Linked DNA regions of Homo sapiens: region 1 is linked to region 2. Evidence: chromatin loops called from intact Hi-C (ENCODE). Cell type or tissue: PC-9. All regions are shown on one strand. Links, peaks and the distances in the headings refer to the core of each region. The heading gives the core; the rest is flanking DNA. Region 1 overlaps LOC102723838 (a long non-coding RNA gene). Region 2 has its middle 63 kb from the start of CEP126.

Region 1 (10,450 bases), core at 1,791-6,790, 640 kb after region 2:
AATTGTCATTTCCAAGTGTTATGACTGCTATGACTATTTACATAGAAAATTAAAGTAAATCAATAAACTCTTAGAAGTAATAAGAAGCTTGGGGATTGCAAGATCAATATACAAAAGTCAGCAACATTTTTCAGTACTAGAAATAATAAAATTAAAAAGATAATAGAAAAGAAGATACTGTCTAAAACAATCCCAAATCCCGGTAAAATATCAAGACTTAATAGACAAAAACTCACAAGACTACCACAGAAGAACATTTTGAAACTCTACCAAAGGGCAAAAAGAAACCTGAATTAATAATCAGAAAAATCATCTTCATGAATGAGGCAGCAGTATTTAAGGATAACCATTTTCCCTCAATTTAGGACAATTCCAAGCAAAATTATAGCTACTTTAGGGAGAATGTGCCTTCTCATATTTTGAACGAACCCTCCATTGAGTAAGTCTTGATAGAGGGCAGAGCCCTGCCTCTCTCTGTGGAAGTAGGAGAAGAATCAGAACCTTCTTTCTCTCTGGAGACTAGGATATGAGTATGTAATCCTAACTTGGACATAACATTCTCCTTTCTGGAACTCTGAAGCTTGTGTGAGTGGTAGGGTGATGCAGGGACGGTTTGCAAGAACATTCTCTGTGGCAGCATCCTGGTGGTGTCCTAACCAGGCTCTCTGCAGCAGTGTAGCCTTCTCTGTTGTCAAGCCTCCCATGGTTCCTGCCCATTTTCTGAGCCTGTTTCTCTAATCTTCTTTCTGATTTTTGAGCTCTCTGATATCTTTCCCAATAAAATTCATTTCTGTATTAATTTGGAATCAGTTTCTGTTCCTTACAATCAATAACTTGGAACTGGGAATGTTTACAAAATGATTCTGAAATTCATGTAAAAGTATACATGTCCATGAGTAAATTAAGACCAGGGATTGGTCAACTTTTTCTACAAAAGACTGGATATTAAACATTTTAATCTTTGGTGGCTGGATGCAACTACCCAATTTGGCTGTTGCAGTGTTCAAAAGAAGCAAATTAGAGTAGTGGTGTTTTAATAAAACTTACTAAAATAGTTAGTGAATAGGGTTGGGCCCATGAACCCTAATTCCCTAACCCCTGCCTAAGACAATCAGAAAAAAAAAAAAAAGAAAAAGAGGGGACAGCCCCTTTCCACCAGATATTTAAACATATTACTCAGCCGTAGTAGGTAAACCAATGTGGTACTGGTACAGGAACATACGAATAGACCAGAATAGAACCCAGAAACAGGCACATGAGAATTTGGTCTATTTTGGAGAAAAAATTAGTTTTTATGGAAAAATAAAAATTAGATTCCTACCTAAGGGAGAGATGTAAAAATAAGTAAGGACTTAAATATGAAAGATTGTAACTGCTAGAAAAAAATATATAGGTCGGGCATGGTAGCCCATGCTTGTAATCCTAGCACTTTGGGAGGCTAGGTGAGAGGATTGCTTGAGCTCAGGAGTTCAAGACCAACCTGGGCAACATAATAAGACCCCGTCTCTACAGAAAATACAAAAATTCGTTGGGTGTTGTGGCATGTGTCTGTGGTCCCAGCTACTCAGGAGGCTGAGGTGGGAAGATCACTTGAGCCTGGGAAGTTGAGGCAACAGTGAGGCTGCACTGCACTCCAGACTGGGTGACAGAGCAAGACCCTGTCTCAACAACTAAAAATAAAACATAGAATATCTTTAGGATTTTGGAGTAGAGAAGAATTATGATCATCAGGCCAGTATTAAAATATTTTGCATTTTCTGAGGACACATCAGAGAAAGTGATTGGGTTATGAGGACAAATTTGCCTAGAGCTCAATTCTGTGTTGTTATTTCAGGTAAGCATAGTCTTTCTTCAAAGAACCAAGGACTAGCCGAGTGTGGTTTCGTCTCTACTAAAAAAAGAACCAAGGACTGGTTATTTGTTGGTGGCTGAATGATTGGTTTGTGAAAAGACAGGAAACCCAGGCTGAATAGGGAATGGTGGTCTGGTCTTTGTGTTGACAACAATTAATAGGAAAACCCCAAGAGGCAGAATTTGGAGCCAAAAGGCAGTACGGGGCCCTGATGGATGATTCTATATGAAAATAGATTGTCCCTGAACATGGCTATCAGGGACAATCACGAGGCAAATGACTAAGTCCAGACACAAAGTCAGATATCCAGTAATTGTTGTTTGTTTTTGTTTTCTATATGTATATGTCCTTAAGATTATCTTATCGGAGAGGCAATTATTATTATTATTTTATTTTTTCGGGACAGAATCTGGCTCTGTTGCCCAGGCTGGAGTGCAGTGGCACGATCTTGGCTCACTGCAACCTCCACCTCCTGGGTTCAAGCAATTCTCCTGCCTCAGCCTCCCGAGTAGCTGGGATTAGAGTCACCTGCCACCACCTAATTTTTTAGGCTAATTTATTTTAGTATTTTTTTTCTTTTTTAATAAAGATGGGGCTTCACCATGTTGGTAAGGCTGGTCTCGAACTCCTGACCTCAGGTGATCCACCCACCTCGGCTTCCCAAAGTGTTGGGATTACAGGCGTGAGCCACTGCGCCTGGGGAGGCAATTAAAAAGACTTTGGAAACATACAAATATAGCTTCAAATGCAAGTGCTGTCACATCCCAGCCGTGAGAATTTCCTAATTTATGAAATGAATAAAATAATACCTACTTTTCAGGGTTGCTGTAGTGATCAGAATGTAGGTATGTAGGGTGGATTAGGGATGGCTGCACATTCTTTGTTATGTACTCACATTGAGAAATGGAGTTTAATAATTAAGTGCCTTATTCAACAGGTATTTAACGGGTGCTTACTCTGTGTCATGTGCCCTTCTTGCTGCTGAACAAAGTGGATAAATTCCTTGCCTGAAAGTAATTAAGGTAATACCTTTTAATCATTGTTGGTGATGTAATGGTTATTAAGATAACCAGAATATCGGGGTTTACCTAAAAAGACCTAATTGTCTGATATGGACACGTAAGAAATGAAGTTCAAAGGAAATCTGTCCTAAGTAAATTATAATTAACATCTAAGTATTAATCGTTAACAAGCTGAATAGACACCATATAGCTATTTCAAATTTAAATTAGCCTCTATCTTACCTATTATTTTTAATTTCTACCACTACCTTCTGGAAGCTGTGTAAATGAAAATCCTAACTGAGTAAGTTAACACAAATAAATACCACTTATCCATTCATTCATTCAACCGATCATTCAACAAATATTTTATTTTATTTATTTATTTTTTGAGGCAGAGTCTCACTCTGTCGCCGGTGTGCATCACCACACCCAGTTAATTTTTTGTATTTTTAGTAGAGATGGGGTTTCGCTATGTTGGCCAGGCTGGTCTCAAACTCCCGGTTTTAAGTGATCCACCCACCTTGACCAAAGTGCTGGAATTACAGGCGTGAGTCACAGCGCCTGGCTTCAACAAATATTTGTTGGACAACTTTTATGTGCTAAACTGTGCTAACCATTGTTTCTCTGAATGATTCAGACATAGACTCTGCTTTTTCTGCCAAGAACTCCACTTTTCATATCAAAATTATGGTAGAGGAGGAAAAACTTGAAAAAAAAGTGCTAGGTTAATCATATCTTTTATAACTGAATGATTTCTTAGATTAAGATATTTTAATCTATTTACTTTGAGGTAGATTGATCCCTGAATGACATAGTCTAGTTACTGATAACTAAAAAAGTACAATTAGGTGTTAAGTTTGAATAGAATTTCAATCCATTATTTAGGGTTCCTAAATTTTTCTATATACTGTAGTTGCTTGGTTTTATTCAGGGCTAGGGAAATTTGCTAATTTGAGAGGCAAGACAAAAAAGCCTGTCAAATGCATTTGTATTATGCCAAAGTAGTTCTCAAGGTATCTTTCAAGTGAATGTTTAGCACATATGCGTGCACACAAAACAAACTTGATGTTCACCATTATCAACGACTAGGATGGCAAATCCACTCTTGCTTTGTAACCAAGGAAAGTCACTGCTGCATGGTCGTAACGTGCTTAGTCTTTATGAAGATGCCTCAGCAAAAGATGACAGGGATATAAGACTGAGTTATTCCTTTGAAGTTTAACTCATTATCCTTTGGTAATCATAACTCCATGTTTTTTACCTCCCCAGTTAAAGTTCCAAAAGGCAACAGTAGGTCACAGCAGCCCCTTAGTCGGAGGTTAGGCTCAGGTGCAATTTACTCTCCTCTGTATGCTTGCTAGTAACCAAAGGAGTAACAGTTTCGCACACCAAAAATGATCAGAGTCAGTGGCCAGGGTTTACGTTTCATGACAGCCTTCTATACTTGTAGGAAATACAGACTTTACCGTTAAAGAAACTAATGTGGTCACCAGGGTCATGGTCTTTAGATTCACGTCATCTGGAGTGTAAAGCACTAGATCTGAATTCCCTTTTTGTTGATTGGGGCATTGACAATTGAACTGTAATGACAAAAGAGGGTATAAACTAGAACGTATGTTTGCTGATCCATACAGCATTTTTGTGGTAGCAAGTATTCTTTTGGTTAGAATTAATACATCTCTTCTGGTTTGAATGATAGTCTCCTGAAGTTGATGAAACTTAGTGGTTTCATAAGAGAAAGGGTGCCCTCATGTGGCGATTTAGAAACATAACAGCAAATTCTTTGGCATTCCCGGCTTCAAGGAGGAGGTGTATATTGCCTCATTTTAACTCTGGTTGTGTTTCTGATTACTTTTATCAGAAGAGTATGGCAGAAGTGAGGTTATATGACTTCTATGGCTAGATCTTAAAAGTCATACAGCCTCCATGGTGGAGAAGATGCCATGAGCAGGCAGTATGGTTGACAGTCCCAGCTGAGCCCAGATTTCCAATTATCTCCAGCAACGCAGCAGACGTGTGATTGAAGCCATCCCAGCCCCTCCCAACCAGCCCATCGGCCCCACAGAACAAAAGGATCACCTAGGGCAGCCTTGCCTGAACTCCTGGCCTACCAAATCATGAGACATAATAAAATGATTGTTGTTTTGAGCTACGGTTTAGGGTTCTTTTTATGCAATGTTCGATAACTGGACACTCCTTCTGTTAATTCAAGTTCTCTAAAAGCTGATACCAAGAGGATCGGATTCGACATAAAAGAGGTTTTTGGGGAAACACCTGTGAAGGATAACGGGTGAAGGAGTGGACTAGGTAGGGAGAGCTTTCAGACTCTGATGCAGGTCTGGAATCTGAAGGAAGAAAGATTAGGCAAGAAGAGTCTTAGGCTATCTCACAAGAAAATAAAGTATTTCCAGGCTGTGGTGGTGGGGGGGGAGGTCCTCAAGCCTGTTAGAAAGATTCTGCTTATCCCAAACACTTTATGTCAAACTGGAGTTTTGGACCTGTGTGCGGCATGCTAGAATTGATAGAATGTAGCTTAGAAACTCACGAAAACAACTTACAGAATCCCACGCCGGGCGCGGTGGCTCACGCCTGTAATCCCAGCACTTTGGGAAGCTGAGGTGGGCGTATCACCTGAGGTTGGGAGTTTCAGACCAGCCTGACTAACACGGAGAAACCCCGCCTCTACTAAAAATACAAAATTAGCTGGGTGTGGTGGCACGTGCCTGTAATCCCAGCTTACTCCGGAGGCTGAAGCAGGAGAATAGCTTGAACCCGGGAGGCAGAGGTTGCAGTGAGCTGAGATCGCGCCATTGCACTCCAGCCTGGGCAACAAGAGTGAAACTCCGTCTCAAAAAACAAACAAACAAACAAACAAACAAACAAAAAATCAACTTATAGAATCCCAGTGTTAGGACTTTCTCCCTCTCACATTGTATATCATCTATTATAACTCTGAAAATGTATTATAGTTTTTTTTTTTTTTTGAGACGGAGTCTTGTTCTGTCACCCAGGCTGGAGTGCAGTGGTGGTGCAATCTCGGCTCACTACAACTTCCGCCTCCTGGGTTCAAGCAATTCTCCTGCCTCAGCCTCCCAAGTATCTGTGATTACAGGTGTGCCCCACCACGCCTGGCTAATTTTTGTATTTTTAGTAGAGTTGGGGTTTTGCCATGTTGGCCAGGCTGGTCTCGAACTCCTGACCGCAAATGATTCACCCGCCCCCCCCCCACTTGGCCTCCCAAAGTGCGGCGATTACAGGTGTGAGACACTGCGCCCAGCCAAAATGTGTTATAGTTATTTTTTACATAGCCATGTTATTCATCAGACTTTGATATTCTTGAAGGCAGGATCTATGTGTTTTTTTTTTATCTTTGTATCCTTCTTCATTCCCCAAGTTCCTGGCTCAATGAATGCTTGTTGAATGACTAAGAATGATAGTGAAATCACATTCCCTGTGTGGTTCTCAGAACAAATTGTAATTCTCTGGATTTACTTATAAGGACTTCATTGTTGATGAAATATCTGAATATTAATTATGTCTTCTAAAAATATGTTGTAAACAGACTTGTAAATAATAGTGAAGAAAATCACATGAAAGGAGGAATTTCTCTTTAATGGTACTTTGCTATCTTAGTAAATAGTTTTTATAGTCTTTGCTAGCGCTGCTCTCCCACCATTTTCTGACAGGATTATGGATAGTAGAATTCATAACTCACTAGACTGACGTTTTAGTTGACTTCCTAGAGAATATATTTGATCTTGTAAGTTCTGTACCTAAAGACTTCCTTGTCACTGTATCCTATTGTGATGGTTCCCAGATTTTTGGATTTCATGGATTAATATCATTTTTTAAAAACTGGGATGCTGACACTTATTTTGTAAAGCAAGAACATCAAAAATAATCTATGGCCTATTATTACCATCATTTTACAAAAGAAAGGCTATGTTCGTAACAAAAAGAGGATATCTCAGAATTTTAAAATGGAATGGACAGAGACAGATTACAGAGTTAGTACATTATCCTTATTGTTCAGCATTCCTTTACAGTTTGGTACCAGCCTGTGTACCTGAACTATTGGCTGTAAATTAAAATTTCAACTTATTTAAGGCTTTCCTAGTTGTCCAGCAGCTGCCATTTTCCAGGGGCTGGGAAGGAGGAATGAGAATGTCCTGGGGACAATGCTTTTTTTTTTTTTTTTTTTTGAGATGAAGTTTCATTCTTGTTGCCTAGGCTGGTGGGCTGTAGTGCAACAGCATGATCTTGGCTCACTGCAACCTCCGCCTCCCAGGTTCAAGCCATCCTCCTGCCTCAGCCTCCCAAGTAGCTGGGATTACAGGCGCCTGCCACCATGCCTGGCTAATTTTTGTCTTTTTAGTAGAGACGGGGTTTTGCCATGTTGGTCAGTCTCGTCTCAAACTCCTGACCTCAGGTGATCTACCTGCCTTGGCCTCCCAAAGTGCTTGGATTACAGGCATGAGCCACTGCATCCAGCAGATGCTTCATTTTTACAGAGGCAACACAGGAGTTGCACACCTCACGTCTGCTTACATTCTGTTGGCCTAGACTTGGTTGGAGGAAGAGACCAGTGAGGCTGGGGAATTCTGGTCTGTAGCTCTTGGCCATGTATTTAACTAAAACTTGGTGTTTCTATTTTTGAAAGGAAGAGGAGAATGGATACTGGAGAAAATAGTGATCCATCACAGCCCACTCCTTTGGCCCTCCATGTAGCCAGGCTCACCATTTTTTCTCAGCAGTGGAGCGTAATCACCACATACCAACAACCCAAAGTCCTGTCTGGGTGCTGCATCCATCTCCAAGTCCAGGATCTCTGGGTGATGTGCTGTCCTCTCCATCAAGTGACAGGGTGGCTCTTGCCTCCCACACCTACATCCAGTATGTAATGATGTTGTAGAATGGTATATCTGCAATAAAATCTCTCTTTCACAAATGGAAAATTGGGAAATGGGAAATGAGCAGGACTCAGTGGTTTATAACAATGGCGAAATTCTAATGGGCAGAAAAACAGACTCCTTGCCCTGGCAATGGAATACATTCTTGGTTAGAACTTGTTCCATTTTCTGTGAGCAATTCTTTGTCTATTGTCCTTTACTCATTATTCTCTACTTTTTGCAAGTGTTAGAAATATGTGCTTGTAGAAGGCTGTTCAGATTTCATAGCCTTCTTCCTGCTGGTGCAAGATAGGTGTGCCTGATCTATTTGCTATATGCATTATTTAGAATAGGCTACAGACCCCAGAACCTAATGATTTAAAGAAAAGATAGTTCATTTCACTTTTACAGAAGAGCTCTGTGCCGGAGTTTCATACCAGCAGTGGCCCCTGCTCCATGCAGTCCTTTGAGGACTAACATCAGTAGAGAATGAGCTAAGCTTCTTGACAAGGGGATGTAGATATGCAGTGGCTTAAAAAATAGAATTTCATTTCTCTCTATATTTCTGACTGCTGGCTGGAAATCAGAGACAAGCAGAGCAAGCTTGGGAGCCTCATATTGAGGAGAGCTCCCGCACCCGCCCAGGTCTGTGCACTGCTGGACTGTTAGATAAAAGAGAAATAAAATTTGCTAGCTTTTCAGGCTGCAAAATGTAAGAAAAGCAGAAAAGCATAAGACCAACAGAGTCCCTTTAAGCTTTCCTAGATATCCCACATCACATTCCTGTATACTTGCTGTTAAGAAAGTTTGAGAAATGGTCTTTGATTTACAATGGCAATATTCTTAGCTAAAAATTGGGGCTCTCCAAAAAAAAAAAAAAAAAAAAAGAAGTGGAGAATGAATGTTTGAGTAGGCATCTAGTAGTCTATGCCATCCTATCTAAACACCAGGAGAAAATGAGTTGGCCTTTTCAGTGGCTGTCTTAGTCTGTTTTGTGCTGCTATAACAAGATACCACAGACTGGGTAATATATAAAGAACAAAAATTGACATCTGCAGAGTCTGGAGGATGGGAAGCTCAAAATCAAGGGACTGGCATCCGGTGAGGACTTTCTTGCTGTATCATTCTATGGTGGAAAGCAAGAGGGAGGGAGAGAGAGAGAGAGCGAGCGAGAGAGAACGAGAGAGTGAGCCAAACTTGTTTTTTTATAATTCCCATGATAACAAACTCCCTCCTGCAATAATGGCATTAATCCACTCATGAGGACAGAGCCCCCACAGCTTTGTCACTTCTTAAAGCTTCCACCTCTTAATACTGTTAGAATGACGTTTAAGTTTCAACATGAGTTTGGGAAGAGACAAACATTCAAGCCCTAGCAATGGCTTAGTTTGTTCATCTATAGTCACATGAAGTGCATTGCTATGTGTGGTTAAATATAGTTTAATTATTGTCAAGAACATTCCAGAAGACATGAAGTTGAAGAAAAGAAGTTCTACAACGGTGATGTGTTATTAAAAATGATTTCTTTCAGCCTAATAAAACTAAACCTGGAATAGCTATAATTTCTTCACTAAATTATTAACTCTGCAATGATAAATAGCTGGTTCCTTTTTAATACAAACATTTTTAAAAGACACTTTTATTCCATGGTAACTTGTGTTATTGTTTCTTCCTAACAGTCACACTTCATTTTTCAGATGAGATATCCTGTTTCTAACTTTCTCTTCCTTATTAAGGAAACTTTTTGCCTAAAGAAACTTTGTGATAATTATTTTTTATGTGCTTTTGAAAAATATTTTATGGTGTTATTATTACAAAATAAATTCCTGTCCATTATAAAAACACATATAAGGAAAACCTGGATATGACCATGCATACTATTTTGTTCTTTATCATTCCACACCTAAACATATGTTTATACTATATTTATACATTTAAAAAATATGTTTAAAATATACTAAAAAATAGAACTGATAATTCAATACATAGTATTTTACAAATTGAATTTTAACTTATATTATGATCTTTTTTCATTGTAAATTTTTCTCTTTTTTTGAGGAAAAATATATATAACATAAAATTTAATGTCTTAATCATTTTTAAGTGTACAGTTCAGTGGTATTAAGTACATTCGTATGCTTGTACAACCATCACCACCATCAATCTCCAGAACACTTTCCTTCTTGCAGAACTGAAGCTGTATGCCCATTAAACAATAATTCTCTATTGCCCCTTCCCCCAAAGGCCCTGGAAACTATCATTCTACTTTCCATCTCTATGAATGTTATACTCTAAGTACCTCATGTAAGTGGAGTCATGCAGTGCTTGTCTTTTTGTAACTGGCTTATTTCACTGAGCCTAAGGTCCTCAAGTTTTATCCAGAATTTTCTTCCTTTTTATGGCTAACATTCCATTGTGTATATATACCACATTTTGTTTATCTGTTCATCTGTCAGTGGACACTTGTGTGCCTCCACATTTTAGCTCCCGGGAATAATGCTGCTATGAACATGAGTGTACAACTGTGTCTTTGAGACCCTGCTTTCAATTCTTTTGCGTACTTTCCCAGAAGTGGAATCGCTGCATCATATGATAATTCTGCTTTTATTTCTTGGAGAACCACTGTACTGTTTTCCACAACTGCTATACAATTTTCCCTCGAAGTGTGCACAGAGGTTCCAATTTCTTCATATATTCACCCACAC
Region 2 (10,450 bases), core at 2,991-7,990:
AGACATATAAAAATGGAAAATTCGGCTTCTGGTTTTAATTTTAACACTAATGGAAGAGAAAAGTGCTACAGGAGCCTATGCAGGCGTCCACAGGTGGATGAGAGTTCAAATCTATTTGAGATGATTATCAAAAAGACTTCTTAGACAAATTGACTAGTGTCAGGCCTTAAAGGCAGATAGAATTTCTACAACTAGAGGAGGTGGATGGTCCTTCTAACCAGTGGAAAGAGCATCAAACCAGGATAAACAACTTGCCAGCCAACGTTAATGTTATTATCAGAGAAACTAACTGCTCAAGTGCAATCTTCAGGACTGCTAAACTAAAGAATTCTAGCTGTCTTAAAGCAGTCACTCTCAAACTTTAGTGTGTGTCAGCATCAACTGGAGAGGTAATGAAGCCAACAATGGCCAGGCACATTGAAGTTGACTGAGGTGTGACCCCACTTTTTACCGATTTTCACAAGTGATTCTGATACACACAAAATTTTGAGAACCACTGACTTAAAAGAGCTAAGCAGCATCATCACCTTGGGAGGTAGTTAGAAACACAGGATCTCAGAACCTGCCCCAATCCTACTGAATGAAAATCCGTACGTGAACAAGATTTTCAGGTGGTGTATATGGACCTACACCTTTAAAAAGAACTGATCTAAACCAGTAGTTCTTAACCCTAGATTCAGATTAGAATCACACTGGGAGCTTTAAAAATTATCAATACCTAGATCAAACCCTCAGATTCTTATTTCATTGAAATGAGTGTGGCCTGTACCTGGGAGTTTTAAAAGCTTCCCAGATGATTCTAATAGACAGTAAAACATGCAAATCTCTACTCTAAGGTATTTCCATCTATTTCTGGATTTTATTTTGTAAGTTAACCAAACTAAGATGAGCTCCTTGGTAGTCTTTAATTAGTCCCACACGTGAAAAACAAACCCAACTAAATTTCAGTAAAATTACAGAATATTTGAAGAAATTAATCTTTTCACTAACTTCATTTTGTATACATGTATACAAGCTTAATTTATGATATATGTTATAGAACGAAACAATATAATTTAATAACATATATATTAGTGCTTTAAGTTAGAGAAGTGTTCAGATCCAAACATTAGCAGCTAGTTGCAAAAGTGTCTACGATTTTTTAATTAGTTGGGGAAAGCACCTGATTTTAGAAGGACTTTCCTAATGAATAAAGACCAGACATTTAAGTGCAGGTATTTTGAACCTTTGAAATAAACAATATTTGCATATAGCCATTCTCAAACTTTAGTGTGTGTCAGCATCAACTGGAGAGGTAAGAAAGCCAACAACGGCCCAGGTGCACTGAGGTCAACTAAGAAGAACTGATCTAAACCAGTGACTTTTAACCCTAGCTTCAGATTAAAAATCACACTAGGAGCTTTAAAAATTACCAATACCATCTGTGCAGCAAACCACCATGCCACACGTTTACCTATGTAACAAATCTGCACATCCTGCACATGTATCCCTGAACTTAACATTAAAATTGAAGAAAAAAAATTGCCAATACCTAGATTGAACCCTCAGATTCTTATTTAATTGAAATGGCCTGAACATGGGAGAATTTATGAATTCTCATAAATTCAGAATCAATATATATAATTGAGTTTGATTTTATTATTAAAGATGTATTCTAATGTTACTATATATTTTTAAAGTCATGAAATGAATGAAGTTTATGGCTTTTAAGTGGACATAAAAAGAAAATTCTTCATCTAGAAAAATCATATGCGTAAAACTGAATTTAATCTATGGATTTAATATTATTTTCATCGTCTATAAATGTAATTTTTTATTACCAGTAATATTTAGGATTATATTGCCACCTGCTGGTGGACATTTTGAGAATTTCATGTAACTATGTCATACTTTGTTTTAAACTTAACTCTTTGCTATTGTTTTCAATAAATATGTTTCACTTTAAAATTTAAAACCTTAGAAAAACATTGAACCATCATACAAATCTGGAACATAGGTAAGGCATATCATAAAATATGCTTTGGGGAAATACACAAACAGGATTGTGAGGAGCGCTCATTTACATGCAGAGTTTGGCCCACTGTCATCCTCAGGTCTAAGGATATAGGACACTTAGCCACATCACTAAAGCTAAGGTTGTCAGGAACCAGAGTAGAGATTATTCTTTAACAAAGGCATTGAAGTAGAGAAAGCAGATGAGCTTCTGTTTTGCCACGACTCATATTTAAGTGAGCATTTCACTTTTAAAAGTACAATGCTCACTTAAATACAACTGGTGTCAAAACAGAAAGGCAGGGAGAAGCAAAATCATATGTATTCATGTACCTAGATACACATATACATAGATACATTAGGAGGAAGATTAGGACTTGTATAGAAAAATGTAGATCATTATTCTACCACTCTGGCTGTGGTTGTACTTCTGTTCCCATGGAAGCAATATGCAGAACCTATGGAAGAGACCAACATGTGTTTCACCTTTCAAAAAGGTTGGACAACTCTCTCACCTTCCAAAAAGTAGGACAACATGTAACAAGGCACTTAAGCATTGCTACTGATACAGAGACACTCAAATAGACTACATCACCTACTGAATGTCACCAGTATTACTTTATAATTTATTGACCTTAGAAATGACACATGGGCAGCTGCTGGTGTTTATGGCCAGTTTTTAAGTATATGTTCAACAACAAAATTCACAAATGTTGATTGATATAAATATGGATAGCTAATATTCCTAGGTATTACCATAAATTAGATGAAGAGAAAGCCTCAAATAGGCTGTGAGCTAAGAATTCCATTATTTCACAAATTGTGGGTTTTTGTTTTTATGTCTGTTGTGACTATTGTTAGTCCTGTGTTGGGAACCTACATGTGTACTATAAGTAACGTTATAAAGTAGGAAAGTAACTCAACTGCAGAAAGTGAACATGTTTACATTCCAGATGTTCCCATATGGGAATCTGTAGATTACGGTATCATGGAAGGAGTTAAGAGTGCCAGTTGGTCAATATCTTGCCACGGAGCCTGATGCAGGTCACTTCATTTCTATGTTTTCTCATCTGTAAAATGAAGGGGTTGTCCAGACTAAGGAAGATAACTATGTTTTGTGATGTGATGGTTAATTTTATATGTCAACATGGCTAGGCCATGGTACCTAGTTATTTAGTCAATCATTATTCTAGAAATTTGTGTAAAGGTATACCTTAAATGAGATTAATATTGAAATCAATAGACTGAGTAAAAGAGATTACCCTCTATAATGTGGGCAGGTCTCATCCAATCAGTTGAAGGCCTTCATAGAAAATATGTGTAATCTAAAAAAGTTGATCTCATAGAATTAGAGAGTAGAGTTGTGGTTAACAGGCTGGGGTGGTTGTTGGGGAAGGAGAATTGGGGCAATATTGGTCAAAGGATACATTATTAATTATAGTTAGATAGGAGGAATAAGTTCAAGAGCATTGCACAGCATGGTAACTATAGTTAATGACAACATATACAGTTCTTGAAAAATGCAAAGAGAGTGAATGTTAGGTGTTCTCACCACAAAAATGGTAACTATGTAAGGTAATATATTTGTTAATTTGCTAGATTTAACCACTCCACAATTTATATATACTTCAAAATTTCATGTTGTACATGATGAATACATATAATTTATCTGTCCAGTTAAAATATATATGTAGGCTAGGCGCGGTGGCTCCTGCCTGTAATTCCAGCACTTTGGGAGGCCGAGGCAGGCGGATCATGAGGTCAGATGTTCGAGACCAGCCTGACCAACATGGTGAAACCCCGTCTCTAACAAAAATACAAAAATTAGCCAGACGTGGTGGCGGGCACCTGTAATCCCAGCTACTCAGGAGGCTGAGGCAGGAGAATTTATTGAACCCGGGAGGCGGAGGTTGCAGTGAGCCGAGATCCCACAACTGCACTCCAGCCTCGGCAACAGAGCAAGACTCCATCTCAAAAATAAATAAAATATATATGTATATATTATAAAAAGAAAAAGACTTATCTCCCCCAGAAAAAGGGAATTCTGCCAGCAGACTGCTTTTGGACTCAAACTCCAGCATTAACTGTCCCCTAAATTTCCACGCTGTAGATTTTGGACTTGCCAGCCTCCAAAAGCACACAAGCCAATTCCTTAAAAATCTCTGTCTCTCATAAAAAAAGGGTGGAGGGGCAAATGGGCATTATGTATTTCAATGTATTATATATTTAGTATGTTATGTATTATTATGTATTTTAATCTCCTACCAGTTGTGTTTCTCTGTGGAACCATGGTGAATACATGGTAACAGATTAATATTAGCTAAAATTATAAACAATGTCCATTTGTAGGTTAAATTGAGGCATATTATTCCCTAATGCTTTCTCCTCATTGAGGCATATTACTCCCTAATGCTTTCTCCTCATTAAGGTAACTGATAAGTCCAAATTAGCACTCAGAAAAAGAGACTGATGGCTTCGAAGATTAAGATATTCTAGATACTTGACACTATGATGAGATTATTTTGCTACATAATGTACATTTTCCCCACCCCCTTTTTTAAGCCGATCATTCAACTATTACTGCCTTATGCTAAAAGACAATGCATATGGATCCTCCCTGGAAAATGACACATGGCCTCTTCAGGCCTGCTCCCTACCTCTTCTACTGTCTGATCAAGGGGCCCACCAGATATTGGACTTTCTTCCTTGTGGTAGAAGGTGGAAGCTGCAATAATTTATCTTTTACTTTGGAGGGAATGTCCCAGAATACCATTGACCACTGGACTCCTAAAACTTCATGAATGTGACAAGTCCCTGAATCCTCATAGGGTTTATCTCCCAGCCTCTGAGGTGTGTGTGTCTTATAAAGGCCTCCTGTATGCTACCCACCTCTTGTTCATTCCACCTAATTGTCTTAGTTTAGGCTGCTGTAACAAATTACTACAAACTGGGTGGCTTATAAACAGAAACTTATTTCTTACAATTCTGGAGGCGAGAAGTGCAAAATCAGGGTGCCAGCATGATCCAGTTCTGGTGAGGGCCCTCTTTACAGTTACAGACAGCCATCTTTTCAGTGTCCCCAAATGGTAAAAGAATCAAGCTCTCAGGGTCTCTTTTATAAGAGTACTAATCCCATCCATGAGGTATTTGCCTTCATGATCTCATCACTTGCCAAAGCCCCCACTTGCTAATACCATCACATTAAGGGTCGGGATTTCAATATATGAATTTGGTGGGACACAAACCTTCAGTCTGCAGCACTGATCAACATAACTGTCATCAACATGATACTTTAGCACATGATTTTTCCAGGATGTCTAGATGATCCAGATCTCTTTGGACTATGAGAAGACTGAGGGAGAAAAAGTTAACATAGCCTGGAGAAAACCATAAATCTGTATTTTTGTCTACTCAGTGATAACTGTTTCTGATCCTCTTTTCTCATTGGGATAGCAGCCATATTAATCTAGCCTAGCATAAATACCATACCTGACATGACAGCTGCAACTGGGGCTAGTACGTGGTCAAGCTTGTAGTAGTTAGTTATAGTTACCCTCCCAGATCCATATGGTTTCTGCAGAGGCCAGAGTGGTAAATTGAAAAGATCTATGATATGGCTACCACTTCTACATCCTTTAGATCTTCAACAGTGACATTCATCTCCACTATTCCCTGTCCCCTTGTAATATGTGATTTTGCTTTTCATTTACCATCATGGCTGGTATTGCATAGGGTGATTTCAGGTGCTTCCTCTTGACCTTTCCACAATAATAGCTTTCCCCAACAGGCTGTGAATCCAAGGAGGGTGTTCTACCAACCACCAAGTATGGCAAAACCAATTATACATTTGAGGACTGGAAAATGACCACTGGGAGGAACTAGCGAGCCAAGATGCCCGAATAGGAACAGCTCCGGTCTACAGCTCTCAGCATGAGCGACGCAGAAGACGGGTGATTTCTGCATTTCCATCTGAGGTACCGGGTTCATCTCACTAGGGAGTGCCAGACAGTGGGCGCAGGACAGTGGGTGCAGCACACCGTGCGCGAGCTGAAGCAGGGCAAGGCATTACCTCACTCGAGAAGCACAAGGGGTCAGGGAGTTCCCGTTCCTAGTCAAAGAAAGGGGTGACAGACTGCACCTGGAAAATCGGGTCACTTCCACGCTAATACTGCGCTTTTCCGACGGGCTTAAAAAATGGCACACCAGGAGGTTATATCCCACACCTGGCTCAGGGGGTCCTACGCCCACGGAGTCTCGCTGATTGCTAGCACAGCAGTCTGAGATCAAACTGCAAGGTGGCACTGAGACTGGGGGAGGGGTGCCCGCCATTGCCCAGGATTAATTAGGTAAACAAAGCAGCCAGGAAGCTCGAACTGGGTGGAGCCCACCACAGCTCAAGCAGGCCTGCCTGCCTCTGTAGGCTCCACCTCTTGGGGGCAGGGCACAGACAAACAAAAAGACAGCAGTAACCTCTGCAGACTTAAATGTCCCTGCCTGACAACTTTGAAGAGAGCAGTGGTTCTCCCAGCACGCAGGTGGAGATCTGAGAACAGGCAGACTGCCTCCTCAAGTGGGTCCCTGACCCCTGACCCCCGAGCAGCCTAACTGGGAGGCACCCCTAGTAGGGGCAGACTGATACCTCACACGGCCGGGTACTCCTCTGAGACAAAACTTCCAGAGGAACGATCAGACAGCAGCATTTGCGGTTCACGAAAATCCGCTGTTCTGCAGCCACTGCTGCTGATACCAAGGCAAACAGGGTCTGGAGTGGACCTCTAGCAAACTCCGACAGACCTGCAGCTGAGGGTCCTGTCTGTTAGAAGGAAAACTAACAAACAGAAAGGACATCCACACCAAAAACCCATCTGTACATCACCATCATCAAAGACCAAAAGTAGATAAAACCACAAAGATGGGGAAAAAACAGAGCAGAAAAACTGAAAACTCTAAAAAGCAGAGTACCTCTCCTCCTCCAAAGGAATACAGTTCCTCACCAGCAATGGAACAAAGCTGGACGGAGAATGACTTTGACAAGTTGAGAGAAGAAGGCTTCAGATGATCAGACTACTCTGAGCTACAGGAGGAAATTCAAACCAAAGGCAAAGAAGTTAAAAACTTTGAAAAACATTTAGACGAATGTATAACTAGGATAACCAATACAGAGAAGTGCTTAAAGGAGCTGATGGAGCTGAAAGCCAAGGCTCGAGAACTATGTGAATAATGCAGAAGCCTCAGGAGCCGATGCGATCAAGTGGAAGAAAGGGTATCAGTGATGAAAGTTGAAATGAATGAAATGAAGTGAGAAGGGAAGTTTAGAGAAAAAAGAATAAAAAGAAACGAATAAAGCCTCCAAGTAGTATGGGACTATGTGAAAAGACCAAATCTACGTCTGATTGGTGTACCTGAAAATGACGGGGAGAATGGAACCAAGTTGGAAAACACTCTGCAAGATATTATCCAGGAGAACTCCCCCAATCTAGCAAGGCAGGCCAACATCCAGATTCAGGAAATATAGAGAACGCCACAAAGATACTCCTCAAGAAGAGCAACTCCAAGACACATAATTGTCAGATTCACCAAAGTTGAAATGAAGGAAAAAATGTTAAGGGCAGCCAGAGAGAAAGGTCGGGTTACCCACAAAGGGAAGCACATCAGACTAACAGGGGATCTCTCAGCAGAAACTCTACAAGCCAGAAGAGAGTAGGGGCCAATATTCAACATTCTTAAAGAAAAGAATTTTCAACCCAGAATTTCATATCCAGCCAAACTAAGCTTCATAAGTGAAGGAGAAATAAAATACTTTACAGACAAGCAAATGCTAAGAGATTTTGTCACCACCAGGCCTGCCCTAAAAAAGGTCCTGAAGGAAGCACTAAACATGGAAAGGAACAACCAGTACCAGCCACTGCAAAATCATGCCAAATTGTAAAGACTATCGAGGCTAGGAAGAAACTGCATCAACTAACGAGCAAAATAACCAGCTAACATCATAATGACAGGATCAAATTCACAAGTAAAAATATTAACTTTAAATGTAAATGGACTAAATGCTCCAATTAAAAGACACAGACTGGCAAATTGAATAAAGAGTCAAGACCCATCACTGTGCTGTATTCAGGAAACCCATCTGACGTGCAGAGACACACATAGGCTCAAAATAAAAGGATGGAGGAAGATCTACCAAGCAAATGGAAAACAAAAAAAGGCAGGGGTTGCAATCCTAGTCTCTGATAAAACAGACTTTAAACCAACAAAGATCAAAAGAGACAAAGAAGGCCATTACATAATGGTAAAGGGATCAATTCAACAAGAAGAGCTAACTATCCTACATATATATGCACCCAGTACAGGAGCAGCCAGATTCATAAAGCAAGTCCTGAGTGACCTACAAAGACACTTAGACTCCCACACAATAATAATGGGAGATTTTAACACCCCACTGTCAATATTACACAGATCAACGAGACAGAAAGTTCACAAGGATATCCAGGAATTGAACTCAGCTCTGCACCAAGCGGACCTAATAGACATCTACAGAACTCTTCACCCCAAATCAACAGAATATACATTTTTTTCAGCACCACACCACACCTATTCCAAAATTGACCACATAGTTGGAAGTAAAGCTCTCCTCAGCAAATGTAAAAGAACAGAAATTATAACAAACTGTCTCTCAGACGACAGTGAAATCAAACTAGAACTCAGGATTAAGAAACTCACTCAAAACTGCTCAACTACATGGAAACTGAACAACCTGCTCCTGAATGACTAATGGCTACATAAGGAAATGAAGGCAGAAATAAAGATGTTCTTTGATACCAACAAGAACAAAGACACAACATACCAGAATCTCTGGGACACATTCAAAGCAGTGTGTAGAGGGAAATTTATAGCACTAAATGCCCACAAGAGAAAGCAGGAAGGATCCAAAATTAACACCCTAACATCACAATTAAAAGAACTAGAAAAGCAAGAGCAAACACATTCAAAAGCTAGCAGAAGGCAAGAAATAACTAAGATCAGAGCAGAACTGAAGGAAATAGAGACACAAAAAACCCTTCAAAAAAATCAATGAATCCAGGAGCTGGTTTTTTGAAAGGATCAACAAAATTGATATACCACTAGCAAGACTAATAAAGAAGAAAAGAGAGAAGAATCAAATAGACGCAATAAAAAATGATAAAGGGGATATCACCACCAATCCCACAGAAATACAAACTACCATCAGAGAATACTACGAACACCTCTACACAAATAAACTAGAAAATCTAGAAGAAATGGATAAATTCCTCAACACATACACCCTCCCAAGACTAAACAAGGAAGAAGTTGAATCTCTGAATAGACCAATAACAGGATCTGAAATTGTGGCAATAATCAATAGCTTACCAACCAAAAAGAGTCCAGGACCAGATGGATTCACAGCTGAATTCTACCAGAGGTACAAGGAGGAACTGGTACCATTCCTTCTGAAACTATTTCAATCAATAGAAAAAGAGGGAATCCTCCCTAACTCATTTTATGAGGCCAGCATCATCCTGATACCAAAGCCAGGCAGAGACACAACCAAAAAAGAGAATTTTAGACCAATATCCTTGATGAATATTGATGCAAAAATCCTCAATAAAATACTGGCAAACAGAATCCAGCAGCACATCAAAAAGCTTATCCACCATGATCAAGTGGGCTTCATCCCTGGGATGCAAAGCTGGTTCAATATACGCAAATCAATAAACGTAACCCAGCATATAAACAGAACCAAAGACCAAAACCACATGATTATCTCAATAGATGCAGAAAAGGCCTTGACAAAATTCAACAACGCTTCATGCTAAAAACTCTCAATAAATTAGGTATTGATGGGACGTATCTCAAAATAATAAGAGCTATCTATGACAAACCCACAGCCAATATCATACTGAATGGGCAAAAACTGGAAGCATTCCCTTTGAAAACTGGCACAAGACAGGGATGCCCTCTCTCACCACTCCTATTCAACATAGTGTTGGAAGTTCTGGCCAGGGCAATTAGGCAGGAGAAGGAAATAAAGGGTATTCAATTAGGAAAAGAGGAAGTCAAATTGTCCCTGTTTGAAGATGACATGATTGGATATCTAGAAAACCCCACTGTCTCAGCCCAAAATCTCCTTAAGCTGATAAGCAACTTCAGCAAAGTCTCAGGATACAAAATCAATGTACAAAAATCACAAGCATTCTTATACATCAATAACAGACAAACAGAGAGCCAAATCATGAGTGAACTCCCATTCACAATTGCTTCAAAGAGAATAAAATACCTAGGAATCCATCTTAAAAGGGACGTGAAGGACCTCTTCAAGGAGAACTAAAAACCACTGCTCAATGAAATAAAAGAGGATACAAACAAATGGAAGAACATTCCATGCTCATGGGTAGGAAGAATCAATATTGTGAAAATGGCCATACTGCCCAAGGTAATT

What was found. A loop is a pair of places that touch in the nucleus more often than their neighbours do. Peaks named below come from ENCODE experiments on the same cell type or tissue, not always from the same donor. Only the 100,000 strongest peaks of a DNase experiment are listed, where the experiment ranks them.
Region 1: a loop joins it to region 2, with 14 times the contacts of the local background. A loop is called at or near these places in 9 of 110 quality-filtered maps.

What each region holds. Positions count from the first base shown.
Region 1 is chr11:102,490,991-102,501,440 of GRCh38, forward strand. LOC102723838 (a long non-coding RNA gene) reads left to right here. Exons shown (of 3, transcript NR_135076.1): 2 at 2,790-2,874; 3 at 7,517-7,811. Among named protein-coding and RNA genes, the nearest start is that of MMP7, 35 kb to the right of the region's middle. In PC-9, for the core only: CTCF peaks have their summits at 4,603 (motif pointing left) and 4,805; DNase peaks (open chromatin) are centred at 2,731, 3,441 and 4,601; H3K27ac peaks cover 462 bases.
Region 2 is chr11:101,846,615-101,857,064 of GRCh38, forward strand. No RefSeq gene overlaps it. Among named protein-coding and RNA genes, the nearest start is that of CEP126, 63 kb to the right of the region's middle. In PC-9, for the core only: a CTCF peak has its summit at 5,824 (motif pointing right); a DNase peak (open chromatin) is centred at 5,857; H3K4me3 peaks cover 780 bases.